Regions from separate parts of the Homo sapiens genome. Here regions 2, 3, 4, 5, 6 and 7 are each linked to region 1. The links are chromatin contacts, found by Hi-C or POLR2A ChIA-PET in ENCODE. All regions are on one chromosome and are shown on one strand. Each heading gives the region's core, a stretch centred on a gene start or an enhancer-like site at or near the end of the contact. The rest is flanking DNA. Distances are from core to core; before and after follow the strand shown. Region 1 has its middle 84 kb from the start of MIR7706. Region 2 has its middle 26 kb from the start of PDE8A. Region 3 overlaps AKAP13 (A-kinase anchoring protein 13). Region 4 overlaps AKAP13 (A-kinase anchoring protein 13). Region 5 overlaps AKAP13 (A-kinase anchoring protein 13). Region 6 overlaps AKAP13 (A-kinase anchoring protein 13). Region 7 overlaps AKAP13 (A-kinase anchoring protein 13).

Evidence for each region. A loop is a pair of places that touch in the nucleus more often than their neighbours do. ChIA-PET counts read pairs that join two places held with the same protein, here RNA polymerase II (POLR2A). Pooled maps may share reads with other maps.
Region 2: a loop to region 1 is called in a map of thyroid gland, with 4 times the contacts of the local background. The contact joins two enhancer-like sites. A Hi-C loop is called at or near these places in 4 of 168 maps with a recorded cell type or tissue (MCF 10A, gastrocnemius medialis, mammary epithelial cell and 1 more) and 10 of 50 pooled maps.
Region 3: a map of IMR-90 shows a loop between it and region 1 (10-fold over the local background). The contact joins two enhancer-like sites. A Hi-C loop is called at or near these places in 2 of 168 maps with a recorded cell type or tissue (CD4-positive, alpha-beta T cell and IMR-90), 7 of 37 single-sample maps with no recorded cell type and 10 of 50 pooled maps. POLR2A ChIA-PET finds 5 or more read pairs at or near these places in 3 of 52 experiments (B cell, activated B cell and activated CD4-positive, alpha-beta T cell).
Region 4: a pooled map shows a loop between it and region 1 (3-fold over the local background). The contact joins two enhancer-like sites. A Hi-C loop is called at or near these places in 3 of 50 pooled maps. POLR2A ChIA-PET finds 5 or more read pairs at or near these places in 3 of 52 experiments (PC-9, Panc1 and activated CD4-positive, alpha-beta T cell).
Region 5: a map of MCF 10A shows a loop between it and region 1 (22-fold over the local background). The contact joins two enhancer-like sites. A Hi-C loop is called at or near these places in 2 of 168 maps with a recorded cell type or tissue (Calu3 and MCF 10A), 1 of 37 single-sample maps with no recorded cell type and 5 of 50 pooled maps. POLR2A ChIA-PET finds 5 or more read pairs at or near these places in 2 of 52 experiments (activated CD4-positive, alpha-beta T cell and activated T-cell).
Region 6: a pooled map shows a loop between it and region 1 (2.7-fold over the local background). The contact joins two enhancer-like sites. A Hi-C loop is called at or near these places in 1 of 168 maps with a recorded cell type or tissue (CD4-positive, alpha-beta T cell), 1 of 37 single-sample maps with no recorded cell type and 5 of 50 pooled maps. POLR2A ChIA-PET finds 5 or more read pairs at or near these places in 1 of 52 experiments (Panc1).
Region 7: a pooled map shows a loop between it and region 1 (2.7-fold over the local background). The contact joins two enhancer-like sites. A Hi-C loop is called at or near these places in 4 of 168 maps with a recorded cell type or tissue (A673, CD8-positive, alpha-beta T cell, Calu3 and 1 more), 3 of 37 single-sample maps with no recorded cell type and 10 of 50 pooled maps. POLR2A ChIA-PET finds 5 or more read pairs at or near these places in 5 of 52 experiments (OCI-LY7, SK-N-SH, activated T-cell and 2 more).

The regions. Positions count from the first base shown.
Region 1 is chr15:85,294,909-85,298,068 of GRCh38, reverse strand. No RefSeq gene overlaps it. Among named protein-coding and RNA genes, the nearest start is that of MIR7706, 84 kb to the left of the region's middle. Within about 2 kb of position 1,313, at least 3 of the 41 ENCODE cell types and tissues checked have a DNase peak (open chromatin) inside an H3K27ac peak, as active enhancers do.
Region 2 is chr15:84,954,022-84,957,009 of GRCh38, reverse strand. It overlaps a transcript of SLC28A1 not described here. Among named protein-coding and RNA genes, the nearest start is that of PDE8A, 26 kb to the left of the region's middle. Within about 2 kb of position 1,494, at least 3 of the 41 ENCODE cell types and tissues checked have a DNase peak (open chromatin) inside an H3K27ac peak, as active enhancers do.
Region 3 is chr15:85,688,057-85,691,306 of GRCh38, reverse strand. All of the region lies in intron 16 of AKAP13 (A-kinase anchoring protein 13), which reads right to left. Among named protein-coding and RNA genes, the nearest start is that of LINC02883, 69 kb to the left of the region's middle. Within about 2 kb of position 1,391, at least 31 of the 41 ENCODE cell types and tissues checked have a DNase peak (open chromatin) inside an H3K27ac peak, as active enhancers do.
Region 4 is chr15:85,645,234-85,648,518 of GRCh38, reverse strand. It overlaps AKAP13 (A-kinase anchoring protein 13), which reads right to left. Exons shown (of 37, transcript NM_007200.5): 10 at 2,565-2,701. Among named protein-coding and RNA genes, the nearest start is that of LINC02883, 110 kb to the left of the region's middle. Within about 2 kb of position 1,883, at least 4 of the 41 ENCODE cell types and tissues checked have a DNase peak (open chromatin) inside an H3K27ac peak, as active enhancers do.
Region 5 is chr15:85,666,177-85,669,535 of GRCh38, reverse strand. The region is part of intron 13 of AKAP13 (A-kinase anchoring protein 13); the gene reads right to left. Among named protein-coding and RNA genes, the nearest start is that of LINC02883, 91 kb to the left of the region's middle. RefSeq lists an enhancer at 1,279-1,448. Within about 2 kb of position 1,360, at least 22 of the 41 ENCODE cell types and tissues checked have a DNase peak (open chromatin) inside an H3K27ac peak, as active enhancers do.
Region 6 is chr15:85,562,347-85,565,348 of GRCh38, reverse strand. All of the region lies in intron 5 of AKAP13 (A-kinase anchoring protein 13), which reads right to left. Among named protein-coding and RNA genes, the nearest start is that of AKAP13, 180 kb to the right of the region's middle. Within about 2 kb of position 1,733, at least 4 of the 41 ENCODE cell types and tissues checked have a DNase peak (open chromatin) inside an H3K27ac peak, as active enhancers do.
Region 7 is chr15:85,749,219-85,752,512 of GRCh38, reverse strand. AKAP13 (A-kinase anchoring protein 13) reads right to left here. Exons shown (of 37, transcript NM_007200.5): 37 at 3,158-3,294. Among named protein-coding and RNA genes, the nearest start is that of LINC02883, 7.9 kb to the left of the region's middle. Within about 2 kb of position 1,893, at least 23 of the 41 ENCODE cell types and tissues checked have a DNase peak (open chromatin) inside an H3K27ac peak, as active enhancers do.

The sequences.
Region 1 (3,160 bases), core at 64-2,563:
GTGAGCCGAGATAGTGCCACTGCAGTCCAGCCTGGGTGACAGAGAGAGAATCCATCTCAAAAAAAAAAAAAAAAAAAGGGATATGGCTGATACACACAGAAAGATCTACTCTCCTAAGACCTTGTGCCCCAAGAATTTTATGACTTCTTGGATGGTATCAATTGTGTTTTATGATTGATTTATTCATTTACTTGATAAGTTTTGATCGAGTGCGGCTCTGTACCAAGAACTGTGTCAAGAAATGGGGATACATTGTTGTGCGAGAGGAAGTCCTCATGTGCCAGGAATTTACAGTAGACAGGGGAAGATACGCAAACTCATTACGAAGAAATACGGTAAATGCGAGGGGAATGGAAGCAGAGGGTGCTCTGGAGTACTCAGGAGGATTATTCAGCCCAGCCTTATACTGTCAGGGATAGTTTCCCAAAAGAAAGGATATCTAACCTGAGAGCAGAAGAATAAATACTAGTTAGCCAAGTTAAGGAGGATGGGTAGATGGGAGGGAGTGAGTTTTAGTTTTAAGGCATTCTAGGTAGAGAGAAAAGCAATTTGGGCAAATCTGGTAGGGGATAAAAATCATTTGGGAAACTGAAAGTCAGCCTCTTGAGTTGATTGCAGGAGGAGAGGGTGAGATAAGTTAGGAGAAGAAAAACAGGGATCGGATCACAAAAAGCCTTTTAAGTAAGATTAAGGGCAGGGGTATTATTATGAGGTCAATACAAAGCCATTAGATCTTTTGAGTAGGTGGTATACAGTGTAATCGCATTTGCATTTTTAAAACATTATCTTGTCTATGCGGTGAGAATAAACTGGAGGTGGATAAGAGCAGAGGCAGCTCCCTTAGGAGGTTGTTGCTGTATCCTAGGCCAGAGATCATGAGTTGGACTTGAGGCTGGGGCTGGAGAGAAGCGGCCAGAGAAGAACATATGGCTAAAACAGGCAACCTGAAAACATTCAGGAAATTATTGTCATTAGAGGACAGCCCGGCAAAATGCAAATTGTTCTGTCCTTATTTGATCTCAGCTGGACTATGAATTCTGTGGGGACAGGGACTATTTTGTATTCATCCCCGTTTCCAGTACTACGGAAGTACTCAGGAAATGAATGTTCTTCCTAAGTGAGTCTCAGTGACATGGTGTTTGGATAGAGTGGTAACCCTCACGCCTTTGCTGACCCACCTTTATTAGGGAAGTTCAGCAGCGATTGTGAAGTCGACGTGTAGCGCTACCGCGGCAGGGACATTAAGGTGCAGAAGCTTTACCCAGTGCACAGTGCACACTGAAATACCCAGGCTGGTTTTTCCTGACTCAGTTCTCTTCTGCCATCTGCTGGGACAGTCTTTCATAGCACATCAAAGCAAGATCACCAAGGAAGACAGGCCTGAAAGCTTTGTGGGAGCCACAGTGGACAATGACTTGGATAAGTTTACGATTTAGTCAGAGATGCAAGAATCACATCCAAACCACTGTCCATTTGAAGCTAATCTTCAGTATTTATTTCCCAAAGACTAAATGTCTTTTTTATAAGAATGAGTTCATGTCCTTTGCAGGGACGTGGATGAAGCTGGAAACCATCATCCTCAGCAAACTAAGACAGGAACAGAAAACCAGACACTGTGTGTTCTCACTCATAAGCGGGAGTTGAACAATGAGAACACATGGACACAGGGAGGAAAACATCACACACGGGCCTGTTGGGGGGTAGGGGGCAAGAGGAGGGAGAGCATTAGGACAAATACCTAATGTATACGGGAATTAAAACCAAGATGACAGGTTGATAGGTGCAGCAAACCACCATAGCACAAGGATACTTTTTTTTTTTTTTTTTTTTTTTCTGATACAGAGTCTCGCTCTGTCTCCCAGGCTCTGGAGTGCAGTGGCGCAAACTCGGCTCACTGCAAGCTCCGCCTCCCGGGTTCACGCCATTCTCCTGCCTCAGCCTTCCGAGTAGCTGGGACTACAGGTGCCCGCCACCACGCCCGGCTAATTTCTTTTTGTATTTTTAGTAGAGACGAGGTTTCACCGTGTTAGCCAGGATGGTCTCGATCTCCTGACCTCGTGATCCACCCGCCTCGGCCTCCCAAAGTGCTGGGATTACAGGCGTGAGCCACCGCGCCCGGCCGCACATGGATACTTATGTAACAAACATGCAGGTTCTGCACATGTATCCCAGAACTTAAAAAAAAAAAAGTCTTTTTTTTTTTTTGAGATAAAGTCTTGCCTTGTCACCCAGGCTCCAGGCTGGGGTGCAGTGGCATGAACATGGCTCAGTGTAGCCTAGCCTCCTCCTGGGTTCGAGAAATCCTCCCACCTCAGCCTCCCAAAGTGCTGAGATTTCAGGCGTGAGCCGTCATGCCGGCCCATGCAGACTATCTTAAATGTCTGTATTCTCCTTTGAGTTTTTGCAACAACTTTACGATAGCCATATATTATAACATTTTTTAAACAAGGAAACAGAAACACAGACATTTAAATGAAAAGCTAACTTTGAACAAAAAATAAGTAGCCCGAGCCAGGACTGAAGCTTCCTTGACTCCTGGTTCCATACTTTTGTCACAATGTCTCAACGTCTCCAACACACTAAGGGAGAGTTCCAACAGGCCGAGACAGGCTGCTGATCTGCAGCAGGGAGAGGGCAGGCCTAATGTGAAGGCTGACAAGGCCGGTGGCTCCCTGATGTTCAGCACAGAGATGCAGAATGTTGGCATGGAGTGGGGTGGGGGAGAGCAACAGAAACAATTCTCCACGTTCTATGTTTCCCCCAAGATATGTCAAGGTGATGTTTCCGAGGGAAACATTTTTTTTAAGTATATGAAAACTAATAGAACTTGAACTTTTGGTGGGTGTTGTCAAATAAAATAGACCCTACTATTTTTGTTAACGCGTGTGGTTAAGACTAAGAAACTATTGTGCCATCCTTTTCTCTCTCTCTCTCTCTGTTTTTTTTTTTTTTTTTTTTTTTTTTTTGAGACAGGGTCTCACTCTGTCGCCCAGGCTGGAGTGCAGTAGTGAGATCATAGCTCACTGCAGCCTTGAAAAGCTGGGCTGAAGCAATCCTCCTGCCTCAACCTCCCAAGTAGCTGGGACTACAGGCATGTGCCACCACATCTGGCTAATTATTTTTTATTTTTGTGGAGACAAAGTCTTGCTATGTTGCAAGG
Region 2 (2,988 bases), core at 245-2,744, 340 kb after region 1:
AAAAAAACAAGGTATATGGATTTGAAAATGCATAAATTTTTCACATTTTAACATTTCTGATATGGAGATGCATCCTACAAACAATGGAGTGTCACAGTTTAGTTGGGAGTGTTCTTTCTTAGTGGTACATAAAAAATGGCACATCTTACTGTCTTAAATTAGAAGAATTATGGTGATATGTTCAGAAGGAACAAGATGTGCAAGAGGCCAGGTGCAGTAGCTCACGTCTGTAATCCCAGCACTTTGGGAGGCCATGGCAGGAAAATTGCTTGAGCTCAGAAGTTTGAAATCAGCCTTAGCAACACAGGAAGACCTTATCTCTATTAAAAAAAAAAAAAAAAAAGTAAAAATTAGTCAGGTGTGGTGGTGTGCGCCTGTAGTCCCAGCTACTCAGGAGGCTGAGGTGGGAGGATCTCTTGAGCCTGGGAGGTTGAGGCTGCAGTGAGCCATGATTGTGCCACTGCACTCCAGCCTGGGTGACAAAGTGAGACCCTGTCGAAAGAAAAAGGAAAGAGAAACAAAGAAAGAAAGAAAGAAAGAAGGAAAGAAAGAAAGAAAGAAAGAAAGGAAGGAAGGAAGAGAAAGAAGGAAGGAAGGAAGGAAGGGAGAGAGAAAAATGCGCAAGATAGGAAATGTAATGATAATATGCTCCATGGCTCACCAATGCACAAGTCTTATAGCCATAATCAGACAGAAACACATTAATGGAATACAGCTTTTTCTGAAAGTTGTATATTACCATGTTGGGAGGAGAAAGGGAGGACAAATGGAATATGGGGTGGTATGAAAGAGTTAATGCTTCATCTTCTGTAATGGGGAGTAAAAAGGCACTATCTAAAATCACTAATTTGAGAAAATAGCAGTATGGATGCATTACTTAGAAATATGGATGTAAGTAACAGAAATGACTGAAAGAGTTTGAAGGGGAGAAGTCAGGGATGGGGAGGGAATTACCGAAATGTTTTCCTGTTATTGTTGCTGATATAACTATGGTACCATTTGACTTTAAAAATCAAGTATCTGTTGTACTTTGATTTGAATGGAAGGGAAAAAGGAAATGTGGAGAGGGAAGGAGGAAGTTGGGGGTTCGCTGTGGATCCTATCCCTTGATCAGGAAGGCTGGGGTCAATGCCCCTACCTCAGGTCCAATGGGAGGGAAAATTGAGCCGCACCTAGGGGGCTGCATTACACAGAGAGTGACTCCTCCTGTCCACAACCCTGATAGGAGTGCAGTGGGATGGTAGAGCCTGCCAGGAGAATATGTTTTCAGATTCTATCCTCCTTCAGAGGCACCGACCTCCCCCACAAAAGGGAGAGGCTCCCAGCAGCAGCCAAAACGAAGCCCTCCTGGGGCTCTGTGCTCTGCAGCCTCGCAGCCAGGGATCCCAGCTGGGGTGGGGTCAGCCACAGTCCCGCTGAACCAAAGAAACCCAGTCTTCCACTGCTCCGTGAGGAACTGCTGTGGAGGCAGCCACCAATGCATCCACCCCACCTGGTGGAAGAAGGGAGACTGCAGCGCGAGTGTTCCAAGAGCTTCTGTATTGGGAAAAATCATGACTTTGCTACTTTACTGATGCAAAGCGTTCCTCAGTTTCATCTTCTTGTATTCCAGATGCTTCACGGTCAGACATCTTTGATTGCTGTTCTGAGGCTCTTCCAGTTATCTGTTGCTATGGAATAAACATCCCAAACCCGTTGCATAAAACCACTACCATCCATTATGCTCTCGGATTCACTGTCTCAGGAATTTAGATGGGCACCAAAGGGGATGGCTTGTCTCAGTTCCATGATGTCTGAGGCCTCAGTGGGGAAGATTCGAATGGCTGTGGGCTGGAACCACCCAGAGGCTTTTTCGCTCGTGTCTGGCACTTGGGCTATGATGACTTGCAGGCTGGGCTCAGCTGGGACAGTTGACCTGGTGCCTACATGTTACTCCTCCAGATGACTTGGGTTCCTCACAGCGTGGCAGCCACAGAGCAGGGAGAACTCTTTCTTTGTGGTGGGTCAGAGTGCTAAGAGTGAGTGTCCCAGCGAACAAGACCAAAACTGCCTGGGCTTTCATGACCCAGCCTCAGAAGTCACATGGCATCATTCCTACCATGCCGTCTTTCTCAAAGCAGTCACAAGCCTGCCCAGATTAACAGGGAGAGGACATAGATCTGACTGCTTCATGGGAGGAGTGTTAGAAAATTTGCAGCCATGTCATAAAAATACCACAATGACTCAGTATTATTAATTAAAATAAAAATAATGTAAAGTATTTTACACATATCATATACCTGTTTACTAGGCAGATCAATGAGGAAGCCAACGTGCTACAATGGTTAAGTATCTGGCATTAAAACCAAACAGAACTGGGTTCAAAACCTGGCTCAGCCGCTGAACTGTGTGCCCTTGAGCAAACCACTTCACTTCTCCACGTCTCAGTTGCCTTGTTGGTAAAATGGGGATAATAATATCTACCTCACATAGTTTGTTTGTTTTTAAGGATTACACGGACAGCATATGCAAATAACTTGTCTCACAATAAGCATTCAGAAAACGTTAGTCCCTTTTTCCCTAAATTATTTCAAGCGCTACATTTCCATTATTTCTATTATCTCAGATTTTTGAAGATATGCTATCATTTGAAATCTTTATAGATAAATGGAAAGAATGGTTGCTTTCATCAGGAAACAACACCCCCGATCTCGTGGGAAACTGCTCCTCCTTCCCTTTCTGTTCAAATAGGAGCTGCCAGCTTCTACCTCCCTGGTCACAGTGATTGCTTCAGGGGTGGGCAGAAGAGCCAGGCCACACTGATCACCCTATCCCATTTTCTAGGCCTCAACAATGGGTCTGGAGGAGGGCACACGTCCCTGACAGATCAATCACATTCTTGGAGGTTTGCTTTCTTTGCCACAACTAGCTATCAGGAAAACAAGCTAATATATGAACCCATGATTTTCTGATGGCCATGGTCCAGTCTTATGGAGAAATCCAATTCAG
Region 3 (3,250 bases), core at 142-2,641, 390 kb before region 1:
CTTGGCTGGCTTATCAGTATCAATGAAATAATTTCCTTTCAAACCAACTGGACTACAAAGACCTACCATTCACAAGGTAAGAGGTTTTACCTATTGTCAATACCATTGTTATGTCCTAAAAAAATTCCAGGAAAATGGGTGTCCCAAGTCAGTGATCATGACAACTACTAAATGCCTTAACATTTTGAATCAATGTCTTCTACATACATCATTTCGTCTGACTCAATAACTCTGAAGTGGGCAGGGTGAGCATTATGCTTCCCATTTTACAACGTAGAGGATAAAGATAATAAATAACAGCTAAAAATCTGAACAGTTACTACGTGCTAAGCACTGTAGTAAGCAATTTACATGTATTTTCTCACAACAACCCAATGATAATACTAGGTATTATCTCCATTTTACATCTGAAGAGATTGAAGCTTAGAGATGTTTAATAATGCATTTGAGGCCACACGCCAATAACTGCTCAAGCTGAAATTAAGATTCAGATCTGGCTGACTGTAAAGCTCAGCTCTCATACACTGCACTATGCTGCCAGGGACTGGAGAGGTTGGTTGACTTGCAAAAGGTCACACAACAGATGATCAGCACAGTCAAAATGGGAACCCAGGTCTTCTGACTTTCTGTTCAGAACCCAACCACTGTAATGAAATGGTAAATAATTGCTAGATCTATGATTCATGTGAAGTCTTTTGTTAATCAAATACATATAATGAACATCTAAGAGCCAAATTACTACACTTTTGAACTATAAAAAATAATGAGAGAGGAAGGGAGAAAAACTCCTTCACTTTACAAAACAGGAAGCTGTTCTGAGTGAAAATTGGTAATCACTAAAGTACATAAAACTTTAGTAATAATCAACAACTAAATTTGGGTTTTTTCAAATAATTTCTTTCTTTTAACTAAATTTTGCTAAAGGTTTTTCCATGCATAAAATGTTAAATGGAAAAGCATCTGATTTTTTTGCTCAGGAAAGTTAAATTATACTTCAATCGTTTAAAAAATCTTTTTATGGCAACCAGCTTATCCTCTCAAGCCTTGCAATGCTCTTCAAACCTGAATAAATAAGAAATAGCTTCCCTTTGCAACAATCCAAATTAGTTCTTCCCAGGATGGAAACAAAACAAAACAACCAACTCCACTGGCTCTTTCTGTGTTTACTAGAATTTAGTGCTTTAAAGAAGTCAGGCTCTTACCTCCCCATGCTTTGGTCCTATGAATCTCACTGTTATGTGGGGTACTTCATGAAACCGAGCCCATTTTATCGACATGATTCGACCCCCATGCCAGGAAGCGTGCTCTCACAGAAGCGGGGGCGCATGCCGTCAGGGCAGAGCTCAGCAGCTTTGAGCTGCCATTAGTGAAATCGTAAGAGGAAGCCAGAGACTGGCTGAGAAAGGGAAGGAGGGAGGGCTGAGGCTGCTTGTTTCCTTAAGACAGTCTTAACTGTTTGAATGCTGCTGCTAAAGCCAACAACCCTTGTTACAAAGGATACAGGAAATGAAACGAGACCTCACTCCCCCCAAAAACAGTGTGTGTGGACAGTGCTTAAGCAGCAATATAAGAACTCTAGCAAGGTTTGAGGCCAAGTTTTTACACGGGAAGTTAAGGAACACATCTTACCTATTTTAAAATAGACTCCTCATTTTGTAAAATGCAGTGAGTTTCATAAGAAAACTTTTCAGTGAAGTTGCCTGGTGTAAAGTGGTGACTAGTTATTTTCTGAAGTTTGACTTTTCCATGTTTAACAACTGGCAAAATGCTTTAGCTGTGTGCTGGAGAAACAGGCTAACGGTATTTAACAGGGATAGATGCAGGTAACAACTGCACTAGGACACTATCAAAGGTGATTCTTCACTTTTCCAAAAATACCCCTTTATACATGTAATTACAATAAAAAGAACACTCTGGACAACTGTGAAAACATGATATGATCAAACAACTGTCATGTTACAGATCTTTAATCAAAGAAGGAATGAGAATTACATTTAAAATTAAGTCTTTGTAAACACTACTCTAGGAGGCACTTCTGAAAGGCCTATGGGTACAGCTCTTTTTTATACAGACCACAGGACCTAGGAGCTGTAACTGAATGTCCTGTTACAAAGTCATGTAGTATACTTGCAGCTGTGCAGGAATTTAACCTGTGCACTCAAAAATACCTACTTCAAATCAAATAGATTTGTCTAAAACATTTCTAACCACCTCTTGTTTGTCTACAAAGAGGAAAGCTTAGTATTAGGTTGGTGCAAAAGTAACTGTGGTTTAGAAAAAAGAAAACCAGTGTGATAGGATGGTTTGAAGAGGGTCATTCCACACTCCCTTTGTGAACTCGAACACCATGCATATGAGTGTTTAAATACTCTGTAACACGCAAAATTACTTAGCAGGAAACAGCACTATCTCTCAAAGATACTAAGACAAAAGCAGAAACTGCCAGTCTTCCTGCTATACTTCCTGTTTAGCATCCCCTCTCATCTTCCACAAACACATTCAATATATTTATCTAATCTAATCACTTATGCCAGTCGGTGATAATTCTCAAAAGGACATAGGATCAAGGACTCAATTTCTTAAGTTTATATACAAAACCCAGTGATCCAGACAAAATATGTTACCCTCCTAGGAATGTGAACAGTTTACTGCCTACTGGCTTTTGGCTTCTTTGGACATGTTTAAGAACTGTTTATCATCACAATTATACAACTGAATGGAATATATCTAGGTTAATCACTATAACCTATTTTCATAAAGATATATATATCATGCAAAAGGAAAGCAGACATTTTCAAATAATCCTTAGACACTTCTCTAAGAGTTACAGGTGGCATTTTAATATTATATTCGGTAGATGCTTAAATTTTTCCTTTAAAAGATGTAGGTCTAGTTTTATTGTATGGTAGATTAATAAAACAATTGGATCAGACGGTCTCTCACAGCATCTATTTAAAAAATAATTTTTAAAAACTGAAAATTTATCATTTTCACAGAAAAATCAGTGTCAATATCCATAGTAGCACTTTCAATTTGTTAACATTATGGAGAAGTAACATTATTCAATAGTTAAGAACAAGATTAGAGTTAGCATCACTATGTTAAGAAAATTTAATATTCATTAATTTTTATGTTACCATTTAGAAAATACAGTACTTCTGCATGGTAAAATGCTATGCAGATACATAGCAGAGTGAGGGTATTTAACACAAAATATACTGCTTTACTATTTCCCCTATTTCTTTCCTCT
Region 4 (3,285 bases), core at 634-3,133, 350 kb before region 1:
CTTCCAAATCTAGCACAGGCCATTTATATGAGCAATTTTGTAAATGGTTCTGGGAAAATAAGACGGCGAAATATAGAAAATTCTAATTCTCCTTAGCTAAGAAAACCATTCAATTAAGTGACCAGAAGTAACTCTGAGTCTGCAGAGATGGTAACATCCAGGCACAAGCTGTCATGCACCTAGGAGGTTGCAAGGAAGTATTTCTTAACAAAGACACTTCCATTTTTAAAAAACTTTTTACGTTAAAATTTTCAAACATATATAAATGTTTAACAAATCTCTGTATATCCATGACCTAGTTTCAATGATTATCAATGATCCCATTTTAAAGCTGGAACTTAGAGATACTATCTAATCTGTTTATCTCAGTATGTTTTTAGCGACACATATCTTCAGAATGGTATTCCCCTTGCGGGGAACAGAATTCCTTACAATTAAAACCTCGAAAGTCGCAGTGGAAATTACCTAAATTCTGATATTATTAAAAAAAAAATAAAATAACATAAAACTATTGATTTCTCTTTTCCTAAGTAAAGAGAAAGGCAGATCTTCTAAATGTGGAGTTTTTTTTGTTTTGTTTTTTGTTTTTTTGAGATGGAGTCTCGCTCTGTCGCCCAGGCTGGAGTGCAGTGGCACAATCTCGGCTCACTGCAAGCTCCGCCTCCCGGGTTCACGCCATTCTCCTGCCTCAGCCTCCCGAGTAGCTGGGACTACAGGTGCCCGCCACCACTATTTTTAGTAGAGATGGGGTTTCACCGTGTTAGCCAGGATGGTCTCGATCTCCTGACCTCATGATCAGCCCGCCTCAGCCTCCCAAAGTACTGGGATTACAGGCGTGAGCCATTGCGCCCGGTCCTAAATGTGGAGTTTTTACTTCATAGAATTTTTTGTCAAGTCACTATGAGTGACAATGATAGAAATCCTTAAGTTTGCATCATATTAAATAAGTCTTTCCAAAGACCTTGGGAAGACAATGAGTTCAAAAAAAAAAAAGTCAGGGAAGGCCAAAAATGAAAGGAAGGCACACAGGGTACATTCACAGAGGCACTGATATGCTCCTGATTCCCAAATCTTTAGGTCTCTTTTCTTGTAACTTCTATTTTATTTTATTTTTACTTTTGAGATGGAGTTTCACTCCTGTTGCCCAGGCTGCAGTGCAGTGGTGTGATCTCAGCTCACTTCAGCCTTCACCTCCTGGGTTCAAGCAATTCTCCTGCTTCAGCCTCCAGAGTAGCTGAGGTTACAGGCACGCGCCACCATGCCCAGCTAATTTTTTTGTATTTTTAGTAGAGACGGGTTTTCACCATTTCCAGGCTGGTCTCGAACTCCTGACCTCAAGTGATCTACCCGCCTTGGCCTCCCAAAGTGCTGGGATTACATGCATGAGCCACCACACCCGGCCTATTCTTGTAACTTCTACACAGCATCATTCACCATCTTGGACAACCTAATCACCCACTAACACAACTGCTCTCACCACTTCTCCGAGCTCATTATAAAACTAGAAGGAACCGTGTTGGTAGATGCAACAGTGTTTCCGCCTCTTCACCTCCTTACCATTAAGAAAACCACTTGTGGCATATAATTGAGTAGCATTTGCCATCTCTGCTGTGGGGAAAGCCCTCTATTCTTCTCAGGTGAGCAAAACAGAACTTGCTGCCACTAGAAACAAATATAAGCAAAAGAAAGCAAACTACCCCCATTCCCCACCTCCCTTAGGCAGCCTCCAATTATATGCAAATGTGAGCTGATTCATGTGGAAGGGCTCTATTGCAGAGATCTAGAAAGTTCCAATTAGGCAGGCTAGATGAGGATGAGTGATATGACCACACTCAGCAGGAAGCTTCAGGCCTAAACACATTAACCAGAAATGACTCTACAGCTGGTTTATAAATATGACATCATATAGTCTGAGCTGCGGTCCTTGCTGCCCACTGAGAAGTGTTCACTGTCATCTGACTTAATTAATTCTAAAGGAACTTCCATTTCTTCTGACTCCCAAGTGAGCTTCAAAATCTGTATTTAACTGGCCACAATTTCACATTAAATAACTTTGGCCAATGCTTTTTTCTTTCCCTTTTTTTTGTTTTTGGAGACAGAGTCTCGCTCTGCCACCCAGGCTAGAGTTTAGTGGCGCGAACTTGACTCACTGCAACCTCCACCTCCTGGGTTCAAGTGAGCACGTCCAGCTAATTTTTATATTTTTAGTAGAGATGGGGTTTCACCATGTTGGCCAGGCTGGTCTCGAACTCCTGACCTCAAGGGGTCCGCCCACCTCAGCCTCCCAAAGTGTTGGGATTACAGGCGTGAGCCACCATGCCCAGCCCAGTGCCTTTTTCTAAACCCTGGTAATCTGGCGCTTCCTTCTCCAAAGAACATTTACATGCCTCTCAGAGTGAGTGAGGCCCTACAAGGCTAGCTGGATCACAACTTACTAGCAGGAGTTACATATTTAGGGAAACAGGAGAGCACAAGAGGGGGAAAAAGTTGGAAAAGAGTTTGGGAAGCCCAAATAGGAACACAAAAGCCGTGTGACAAAAATGAAAGGAAGGTCCACACAGTACCTTTGGGAAGATGATGCTGTCCATGTCATCACTGGGTGAGTGAAAGAGGTCAGAATCACTCCCAGATTCTCTTTTAAGTACACCTTGTTTTGAGGTACACTCTCTGCCCAGTCCAACATCCAGGAAGTTCTCACATTCTGAAAAAGAGAATTTATTCACCAATATTGAAAAAAAAAAAACAAAAAAACCAAAAAACAAAAAGAACCACTTCCTTTTCACCCCAGCAACCAGTCTTTTAAATCTCTCTCTCACTCTTTTCTCTTCCTTCCCTCCTTATTTCTTTTTTTCAAAATTAAGAAGCTATAAAAGGACACAGTCAAATTAGTAGCTCTGCTACTCCAATTCTAGGTTGAAATAGCTCCTACAGGACAATCATGCATCTGCCACGTTTATATTAGGTACAGAAAGATAAAAGGATGATTTAGAAGCATATTCTACTTCTATTTAGATACCTGAATGGTAATGCTTTCCTCATGGTAGTGAGGGCATTTTTTTTCTTTTGTCTTCAAAATCCAAAGTCTTTTACTAGCAACTATGTGATGGGGTTTGTTTTAAACTTATAGGTTCTACTGAGTAATAACAGAAATATAATTTAACTTTTCTTACCATAAATAGCTCTTAAATTGGGGGCATAATATGCCAAAGTGGAAAAATTTATCATTTAGAATGTTTTCGGTTCAATAACTAGAACAGGGACCCTGGCAAGCTAGAGGGAGGGGTC
Region 5 (3,359 bases), core at 111-2,610, 370 kb before region 1:
TCAGAGAAGTTACTTAGCTTTTCTGAGGCTTAGTTTTCTCATCTGTAAAATGGGGATCATTAGAGTATCCATTCTTTACAGTGGTTCTGTATCCCTCATAGCATCTAACAATGTTTCAAACTTAGTAAGTACTTAATAAATATCTGCTGGATGCATAATCACTTAAAAATAATTTCACTGGAAATATCAAACTACATACAATACTTGTTCTTTGAAAATCTAAATATTTCTTCATACAGATATAGTAGAATATCAGTAATAGTATTCTGATTTTACTTTATTTATTATTATTTTTTTTTAGACAGAGTCTCACTCTGTCACCCAGCTGATGTGCAGAGGCATAATCTTGGTTTACTTACTGCAACCTCTGCCTCCAGGTTCCAACAATTCTCCTGCCTCAGACTCCTGAGTAGCTGGGATTACAGGTGCGCGCCACCACGCGCAGCTAAATTTTGTATTTTTAGTAGAGATGGGGTATCACCATGTTGGTCAGGCAGGTCTCGAACTCCTGACCTTGTGATCCGCCTGCCTCGGCCTCCCAAAGTGTTGGGATTACAGGCGTGAGTCACCGCACCCAGCCTATTTTTATTTTTGAGACAGAGTCTCACTGTGTCGCCCAGGCTGGAGTGCAGTGGCATGATCTCGGCTCATTGCAACCTCTGCCTCCCAGGTTCAAGCGATTCTCCCGCCTCAGCCTCCTGAGTAGCTGGGATTACAGGGGTGCACCACCACGCCCAGCTAATTTTTTGTATTTTTGGTAGAGACAGGGTTTCACCATGTTGGCCAGGCTGGTCTTAAATCCCTGGGCTCAAATGATCCACCCATCTCAGCCTCCCAAAGTGCTGGGATTATAGGTGTGAACCACCAGGCCTGGCCTCTGATTTTAAATAATTGGAAATTGAGATTCAAGTAAAGTGTCTTAAGATCACAAACAAAACAACAGTGTATCTGGAAAGAAGCCTAAATCTCTTCCCTATCCTCTTCTAAGATGATAGTGATTCTACATGAACGTAAAGGTAACTGAAATTTGATAATTTAACTCTCTCAGTAAATTCACAGCAGCTTTGAGACCATGTAATCCAACCACCTGCAGAAGTTCCTGGTACAACATCCCTGAAAGACAGTCATCTAGTGTCCACTAGCACACTTCTGGTGATAAGAGCCCATTCCAATTGTTAACTGACTTTATCATTAATCCTTTCCCTTCACAGAATGAAATCTGCCTCCTTATGACTCACATATTGAAAGGGAAGCAGTGAAAAATCCGTTACTAGCATGAACTTGACTCACTTAGGCCAGACTTCTGATTATTTAGAGCTTGTTTCATGTGTAACCATGGCAGCTGAGGCAAACAGTTGCTATGTTTCAAATACAACTGTGAGGTCTAAAAAATGACCTCAGTGAAAGGCAGAGACTTTTAACAGGAAGTTGGCTACAGGCAACTCGTCTAGATCAGAGTGAAACAAGCAGCTCAAATGCCTACTCTGAGGTTCCATACAAGATAAAAACTATGGGTAAGTAGAGATTCCAGGAAGGCTAAGCATAGCAAGGCACTAAAACAACAACTTTATCTAGAAAGACTGAATCAGAAAGTCCACTTCAGAAAGACAGTCCATTTTAGAAACACATCAGTAGTAGTAACGTCTTACTAAAATGCAGGGTTATCTGTCAAATTCCCGGAAATATCCATCTTAGAAAAGGTATCACATAAATAATATTAAGAAAATTAAATCATTCTTATTTCCTCCTTGAAAACTCACCTACTCCAAAAACCTGGAAAAAAGCAGAGAAATTAATAGCCAGGAACTCTTGAGTTTAATACTGTTCAGCTAATAGCCACTTACACGGCCTTAGGCAAGTCATTTAAATGAGCTGGAGCTAAATCTGAAGGGATATGTCAGTCTTGGCCTATGATTCTGTTTACAAATCCACAATTTTGGTATTTTACCTCATCTTGTAAATGATTTCCAAAGGATTCTATAAATTTGAAATGCAATTTATTTTAAAGATTTTTTCACTGTTTATTTACCCTTAGCAAAGCTGTGCTCAGTAGCCATCCAAGAATTGTTCCTATTTTTTTCTTCCTTTCTCTGTTACCATTAGGCTGAGTAAATCTAAATCACTTGCTTCAACAAGCATATTCTTCATATTCTTATTTTTTCTAACTCCTTCTGAAGTATCAGAACAAGTAGAAAAATTTTTAAAAGGGGCAAAATTCACTCTTCAACTGATTTTCATTATGCCTAAATCTCTTTATTTGTCTGGTCTCACACAAGCATAAGTGTTACAATAATTACTAAGATAATCCTTCAGTGTCAAGTTTATATTTGGTCATGTTAGTGCTTCATAGTAGGATGCAATAAAAATTTAAACTTCTACACAAAGTCCTACTCAGCAAATCAAGGAAGAGGTTGTCAATGTTTTTGTTTAATTAGAAATGTATCATTAGATTCTTGCCTCAAACTCCAGTCATCTATTCAAAAACAGTTTTTTTTTAAATTGTAAGTGTTTCATTTGGAGGAAATAAGATGCATCCCAGAATGCTTTCGTAAATTAATCAGTCTTCTGACCCAAGAGGAAGAGAAAAGACTTGCAGTGAGGTACAATGATATAAAAGCAAATAATTTGAATTCTCAACTCAAAAGCTCCCCAAGGGATTGTCAAAAGTGGTAAGTGATAATGAGGACATCCAGAAGATGAGAACTAAGAAGTCACTTTGATTTGGCTGACATGGAAATCCATGACCTTCAAGACAGGAGTTTCAAGAGACTGGTAGCAGCAGAAATTAAGAGATGATTAGATGGTGATAAAGAGAAGGCAAAGGCCAGGCACAGTGGCTCACACCTGTAATGCCAGCACTTTGGGAGACTGAGGCAGAAGGATCACTTGAACTGGGGAAGTTGAAGCTGCAGTGACCTGTGATGGCACCACTGCACTCCAGTATGGGCGACAGAGTGAGACCCTGTCTCTAAATAAGTAAATAAATAAATAAAATTTTAAAAAGAGAAGGCAGGGAGCATAGATGCTCTCTTAAGAATTCTGGTAGGCATCAGAGTGAACAGGCGACCTACAGAAGGCAGAAAATTTTTGCAATCTACCCCTCTGACAAAGGGCTAATATCCAGAATCTACAAAGAACTTAAAAAAATTTACAAGAAAAAAAAAACTCCATCAAAAAGTGGGTAAAGGATATGAACAGACACTTCTCAAAAGAAGACATTTATGCAGCCAACAGACACATGAAAAAATGCTCATCATCACTGGCCATCAGAGAAATGCAAATCAAAACCACAATGAGATACCATCTCACACCAGTTAGAATGGTGATCATTAAAAAGTCAGCAAACAACAGATGCTGGA
Region 6 (3,002 bases), core at 484-2,983, 270 kb before region 1:
AAAAAACCAGACAAAAAACAAGTGAAAGAAAGATCTGTAGATGAACGAATATAAATACTGCAGGAAGGTCCATAGAGATTTCTACTGCCTTCTGATTTTTTTTTTTAATTCCAATGAGGAAACTATCACCCTGAATAAACGAAATGGTACTTTACCACCAATTGTGGCAATGATGCAGTACAGGCATTGTTTCATTACTACTACATCAGACAGTGTTAAAGTCTCTTAGATTTTCACATTCAACCCGATTTCAAAACAGACTTTAAGATATGAAAAGCTGACAATATGATTACCTTGAAATTTTCAATCTTCCTGTCATGAGGTAATTAATATTGTTTTTAAACATCCTTTGGGAGCCCTGAATTGTATCTAGTTTCCAGCACACTTCCAGGAGCAGTCTCTCTTGTGAGCTCAGCAAGACTTGCTGAACTGCACTATAACAATCTTACTCATCTGGAAGCCCCATTGAGAACCAGGACCGTGTATCTCCTGACCTGCTGATCTCCACCACTCAGCACAATCTCTTGACATACACAGTTACTCAAGTATTTGTTGGGATTTCACTCCAGGGCAGAAGAGTACAAATATTCTTCTCTTTTACTCACAACGTTTAAGATGGTTTGAGATCATCACTCTCTGAAGAGACAGATAATCTAAGGAAGTAATTCTAATACAACCCAATGTAGTGGCAGTAATGGCTCAAAAGGCACAGGTGGCAAAGGAGACTAAACATGACAACTAAATCCAGTGTGTGATCCAGATCAGGAGGAAAAATACTTAAAAGAACACTATTAAGCAGATGGTGAAAAGTAGAATATAAACTACTATATATTAGATTATTGTATTAATGATAAATTACTAATTTTGATAAATGCACTGTTACTGTATTGACTGTCCTTGTTCTTAGGAAATATATGCTGAAATATTTAGGAACAGAAGGTCATGATTCTGCAACTTACTCTCAAAGACTTCAGTAAAATTCTATATATGTATATGTATACACACACAGATAAAGCAAATGTAACCAATGTTAAGAATCGGAGAATTTGGATGAAGGATATATAGGAGTTCATTGCACGTTTCTTGCATCTTTTCTGAGTTCAAAATTTTTCAAAATACAAAGTTAAATGTAAAACATTTTAATAAAGGCAGAGGTGAAAATTGCTTCATTCTTCTGTTATTATTACTTACTAAAGGTAGGGAAGAAACTAGTATTATTTGAGTATCTACTTAAACAGATACTGACAGAAAATTTTAAGTACACTAATTTAATCCTCTTATCAGTCCTTCAAAGTGGTAGTATTCCGGTTTCAGAGATGAGGAAATTGAGAACAGAAATATTAACATATTTGTTCAAGGTATACCACATACATTAGCAGTTTGATAAACCTCAGTTCAAAATCAAACTTTACCACTTACAAGAAGTGAGAACTTGAGCTAGATACTTAACCTCTTTGAGCATGCATCTTGACCTATAAAAAATGTAACAGTCCTTTTAAAAGGTTGCTGTGAAAAAGCAAAGAAAGTTGTTGTGGAAATTAATGAGGATAGTAAATAAATTATTTAATAATGCCTGGCACACAGTAGGCAGTCAATAAATATTAGCACCCTCTTACTTAGCACATTGCTAACAAGTAATAGATTTGAATCCAGGTTGGGCTGCTCCCAAAGCCTGTGCTCTCCCCCTTATATAATGCTGCACTACTTTAAGTGGAAAGGGCTGGCTTTTGTAGGAACAGTTCATGCGGTGCCCACAGCAGGAAGTATTCAGGGTAATTTGAATGCAACAAGGAGCAAAGAGGTCTTTAAGAGAAAAATTTTTTTATGAGTCAAAGGAATGTTCCTTCCAAGTAGAACATTTCTCAACACACATTCTCTGATAAAAAGTTCCAAAGTCCACCATCTGCTACATTGATCAACAGAATAGTGAGCGTTGAAGAGACTGACAAAATGTTGGACAAACTGCCTAGCCCAAATTCTCATTCTCCGTCTTTAAAAAAAAAAAAAAAAAAAAAAAAACAAGCACATTCTACTCAAATGAAGGACAATATTGATTCCGACAGGCTGGAAAATGGCATGCCCACATTGCTCACCATATTGTTCACAAAATTGACACCAACCTACCTTTTCCTACGAGGAAAAAAATACCAATTCACTACAAATTCATCTAATTATGTTCAACTGAGACTTCCCTAGAGGCTAAATCATAGTGTGGTATGGGAAAAGTACAGGTGCTAAAGTCTGAGTAGAATCCCATTTATACCATGGTCTGATCTAAGACAAATTATTTCGCTTCTATGAGCCAGAGTTTTTTATCTGTTTAAAGAAAAGTGGGGGCCAGGTGCAGTGGCTCACACGTGTAATCCCAGCACCTTGGGAGACCGAAGCAGGTGGATCACCTGAGGTCAGGAGTTTGAGACCAGCCTGGCCAATATGGTGAAACCCTATCTCTACTAAAAATACAAAAAAAAAAAAAACAAAAAAAACCTGCTGGGCGTGGTGGCGCATGCCTGTAATCCCAGCTACTCAGGAGGCTGAGGCAGGAGAATCGCTTGAACCCAGGAGGCAGAGGTTGGAGTGAGCCGAGGTCGCGCCATTGCACTCCAGCGTGGGCAACAAGAGGGAAATTCAGTCTCAAAAAAAAAAAAAAAAAAAAAGAAAAGAAAAGAAAAGAAAGAAAAGGAAAGTGGGATAACAGCAGTTTTCTTACAGAGGCTCAAGGATTAAGATATAAGGACAGAGATATATATATATATATATATATATATATATATTTTTTTTTTTGAGGCAGATTCTCACTCTGTCACCCAGGATGGAGTGCAGTGGCACGATCTCAGCTCACTGCAACCACCACCTTCCAGGTACAAGCGATTCTCCCACCTCAGCCTCCCAAGTAGCTGGGATTACAGGCGCTTGCCACCACGCCCAGCTAATTTTTGTATTTTTAGTAGAGACGGGGTTTCGCCATGTTGGCCAGACTGGTCTCAAACTCCTGACCTCAG
Region 7 (3,294 bases), core at 644-3,143, 450 kb before region 1:
AACTAGCTGGAGATGCTGTCTGCAGCCACAGCCCTGTCAGAAAAGAAGTGGGAGTCGCTGATGCTGCAAGACAGAGACCTAAACCGAAGTGTGGGGAGGACACTAGGAGGCCCCAAAAACCAAAAGGCCAGGGAGGAGCTCTCTTCAGACTCGGGACATGAATCCGGGGCCACTGCCGTCCGTGGCAGCTGTCCCGCGGCTCCGCTGACATGCTTCCAGATGAGTGCGCTGGGCCCCAGACTAAGCACTCTGCTCATCTCTTCAGCATCATGACGAATGTGCGCGCCACCTGCAGACTCTGCAGACCCTTCTGAAAAAGGAAATGGAGACAAAGGTTTAACAGCTTGGCCACTCGGCTACCAGCGGCAGTCCTGGAGTCTGTGCCCATCCTGGGGCCTCCGCGTGGCCCCCTCAGCCCCTGTCCATACTCCTCCACGACAGAGGGGACCCCAGTGTGCCCCTCTTCCAGGCTCCTCAGGGCAGGCAGCCCTGCTTTACTTGCCCAGCAGCCCTCTCCTTTGGACCGCAGAGAAGAACCGAGGTTGTCCAGGCAACCGCCACCTCAATCTCTGAAGCTGGGGGTGGGGTGGGAAGTCCAGGGACAGCTCAAAGGGAAGCAGTGACCAGGGAGGAAGGGAGAGAAAAGCAGGCTGGCTTCCAGCTGGTCCATTCCAAGAAGCCCTGTTATGACCCCCTCCCCACAACTCTCCCACTGAGGCCTCCGGGGTCCTTGTCCTCGGCAGGGTCCAGATTCTGTTTCCCAGGAAGAAGAAAGTTTCCCAAAGGCATGGGGAGAGAGGGGTAGCCCACACATCTGTGGGACTAGGGCTGTGTAGAGCAAGCCATTACCATATGAAAGGAGGAGGCCTTAGCGGGGGTGGGAAGGGCCCAGGCTGTCACTTGGATACCAAAGGCAGCTGGGGATGGCGGAAGGGGCAGGGGCGGGCAGGCAGCAAGGGAGGGCCCCAAACTGGGGTGGAGGGGGTAGGCTGCTGGGGCTCTGGGACCCACATCCTCCCCATTTAGGGCACATGCCACTTCCTCCCACTTGTCACTCCTCTCTGGCCCGGGGGGACACCCACAGGGGTGGCAGGACGGCGCTGGAACTGGACTGCTCCAGGACCCTCTGGATGATCTGCCACTGTGCCCCTGAAGAAACAGAGTCAAATTTTAAGGACAAAGGAGTCTCCGAAGACTCCAAAGAACAGGAACTGTGGCAGGGACGGGGAGGTGGGGGGCTTGGGGAGGCACTTCTTGCTGTGCAGAGGCTGGATGAGGGGGTTGTCACCCCCAGGCAGGGAGTTCAGGGAGTTCCAGGTCTGAGGTCTAACAATCTGCAGCTCAGCTCGCCCGCCCTCTGCTTCTGTGGCTGCTTCCAAGGAAATCGCAAGGCTTGCACGCTGCATGCCTCCTCTCCTCCCAAGCTCCTCCCTGGCTTTTTGGTTTTTGGGGCCTCCTAGTGTCCTCCCCACACTTCGGTTTAGGTCTCTGTCTTGCAGCATCAGCGACTCCCACTTCTTTTCCGGCAGGGCTGTGGCTGCAGACAGCATCTCCTGCTAGTTCACAGGTGGCCGCCCCTAGGCCACGGGCTTTCCCTGGGGATGAGGGACCTTCAAACGGAAAATGGCCACTTTCGTAGGAGCCACTTGGCGGTCAAGTCTGTGCTGTGGCAGAGGCTCTGGGCACAGCAGCATCCGTTAGGAGTGGGCAGAGACTTAAGCCCCTACTGAATGGCTGGCTAGTGTTCTTGGGGCCCTCTGCGCTTTGTGTCTCTGCTGTTCTGGAAGAGAATGGAATCTTCTCGCTCTTCTTGCCTCCCAGACAGAGCCTGTCCCTGGCTCAGAACCAGTTGCGGTGGAGAGCGGAGGAGGGAGGCCATGGGAACCACTCCTCTTGCCCTGCTGAGGGTGTCTGGGTGGATGAGGGCCACCGCGGACCCAGGCCAGGATGGCTGCTGTGGGGGAGGAGACCGCCAGGGCAGCAGTGACAGCCAAGAGCAGTGAGCGAGAGAAAAAAGACCAGTGTTTTACTGGCTTATGGGGAGGCAGCTATCACCAGGGCTACAAGACTCTGCAAAGAAACCCGTGCACTTCCAAGTTCGTGGTGAAAGGAAAGACACTTGGCAGCTGGGCAGGATTTTATTTTTTGAGACAGAGTCTCGCTCTGTTGCCAGGCTGGAGTGCAGCGGCACGATCTCGGCTCACTGCAACCTCCGCCTCCCGGGTTCAAGCAATTCTCCTCCCTCAACCTCCCGAGTAGCTGGGATTACAGGTATGTGCCACCACGCCTGGCTAATTTTTGTATTTTTAGTAGATAGATATGGGGTTTCACCACGCCCAGCTAATTTTTGTATTTTTACTAGAGGCGGGGCTTCACCATGTTGGCCAGGCTGGTCTTGAACCCCTGAGCTCAAGTGACCCGACCACCTCGGCCTCCCAAAGTGCTGGGATTATAGGCGTGAGCCACCACGCCTGGCCAGGACTTTCTTTTTGGTGACTGTCAGGGAGGGGCGGGGAGCTGGGAAGTGGCAGAGCGGGGACTCCAGGCAGCTTTGCCCAGGTTCTCTGCATTACTGCGAGCGGCACAGTTCTCCAAGGCCCAGCTGGACTTAAGGGTCTTCCTATAGGTCCAGAAAGCGCAGACCTGGAAGAGTAGGAAGCTAGTAATCTAATCTAAAAATGGAAGGCACAGGCTGTGCTGGTGGAGCCAGTGACAGCTGGAGCCCTGTGTGTCTCCAGGGGAGCCCCGACATTCCGGGATCAGACCCAGTGAATCAGCCGGGAGCTACAAGCAGAGAGGATCTTTCTTCTTGAATTAGTTTCTGGCAGTTGCTCTAGTTTGGGGGTGGGACGGGGTGGAGAATGTTAGCGAAGAGAGAGAAACTAACATTAAGGGAAGTCGCAGGCTCTATAGCAAAGTTCCTGTTCACTGTATTGATTTATCTGGAAATAGGAAGTTTTGGCTCTTGGCATAAACTGTTTGTTTGACTTTAGGGCTGATCAGTCACTCTCTGGGTTTGGGTCCCACTCCGAGAGAGTGAAATGCGTCCCCAGCAGCTGCTCGGTGCATAAGGCGTCTCCTCAAGAGCTATGGGGGTGGATGGGGAGTATCCCTTCTACAGGAATCAGGAATAGGAATAAGTCACAGCACCAACCAGAACTTCACAGGAAATTTATTATTTTTTGAAAGGGCTGAGGGAGACTTTACAAGGGTCTGAAGCTGGTAACTAGAAAGAAAGATAAATAAAATACGAAGCCAGTATGTTGTGGCAAAATTCGAGAAAACACACTGAAA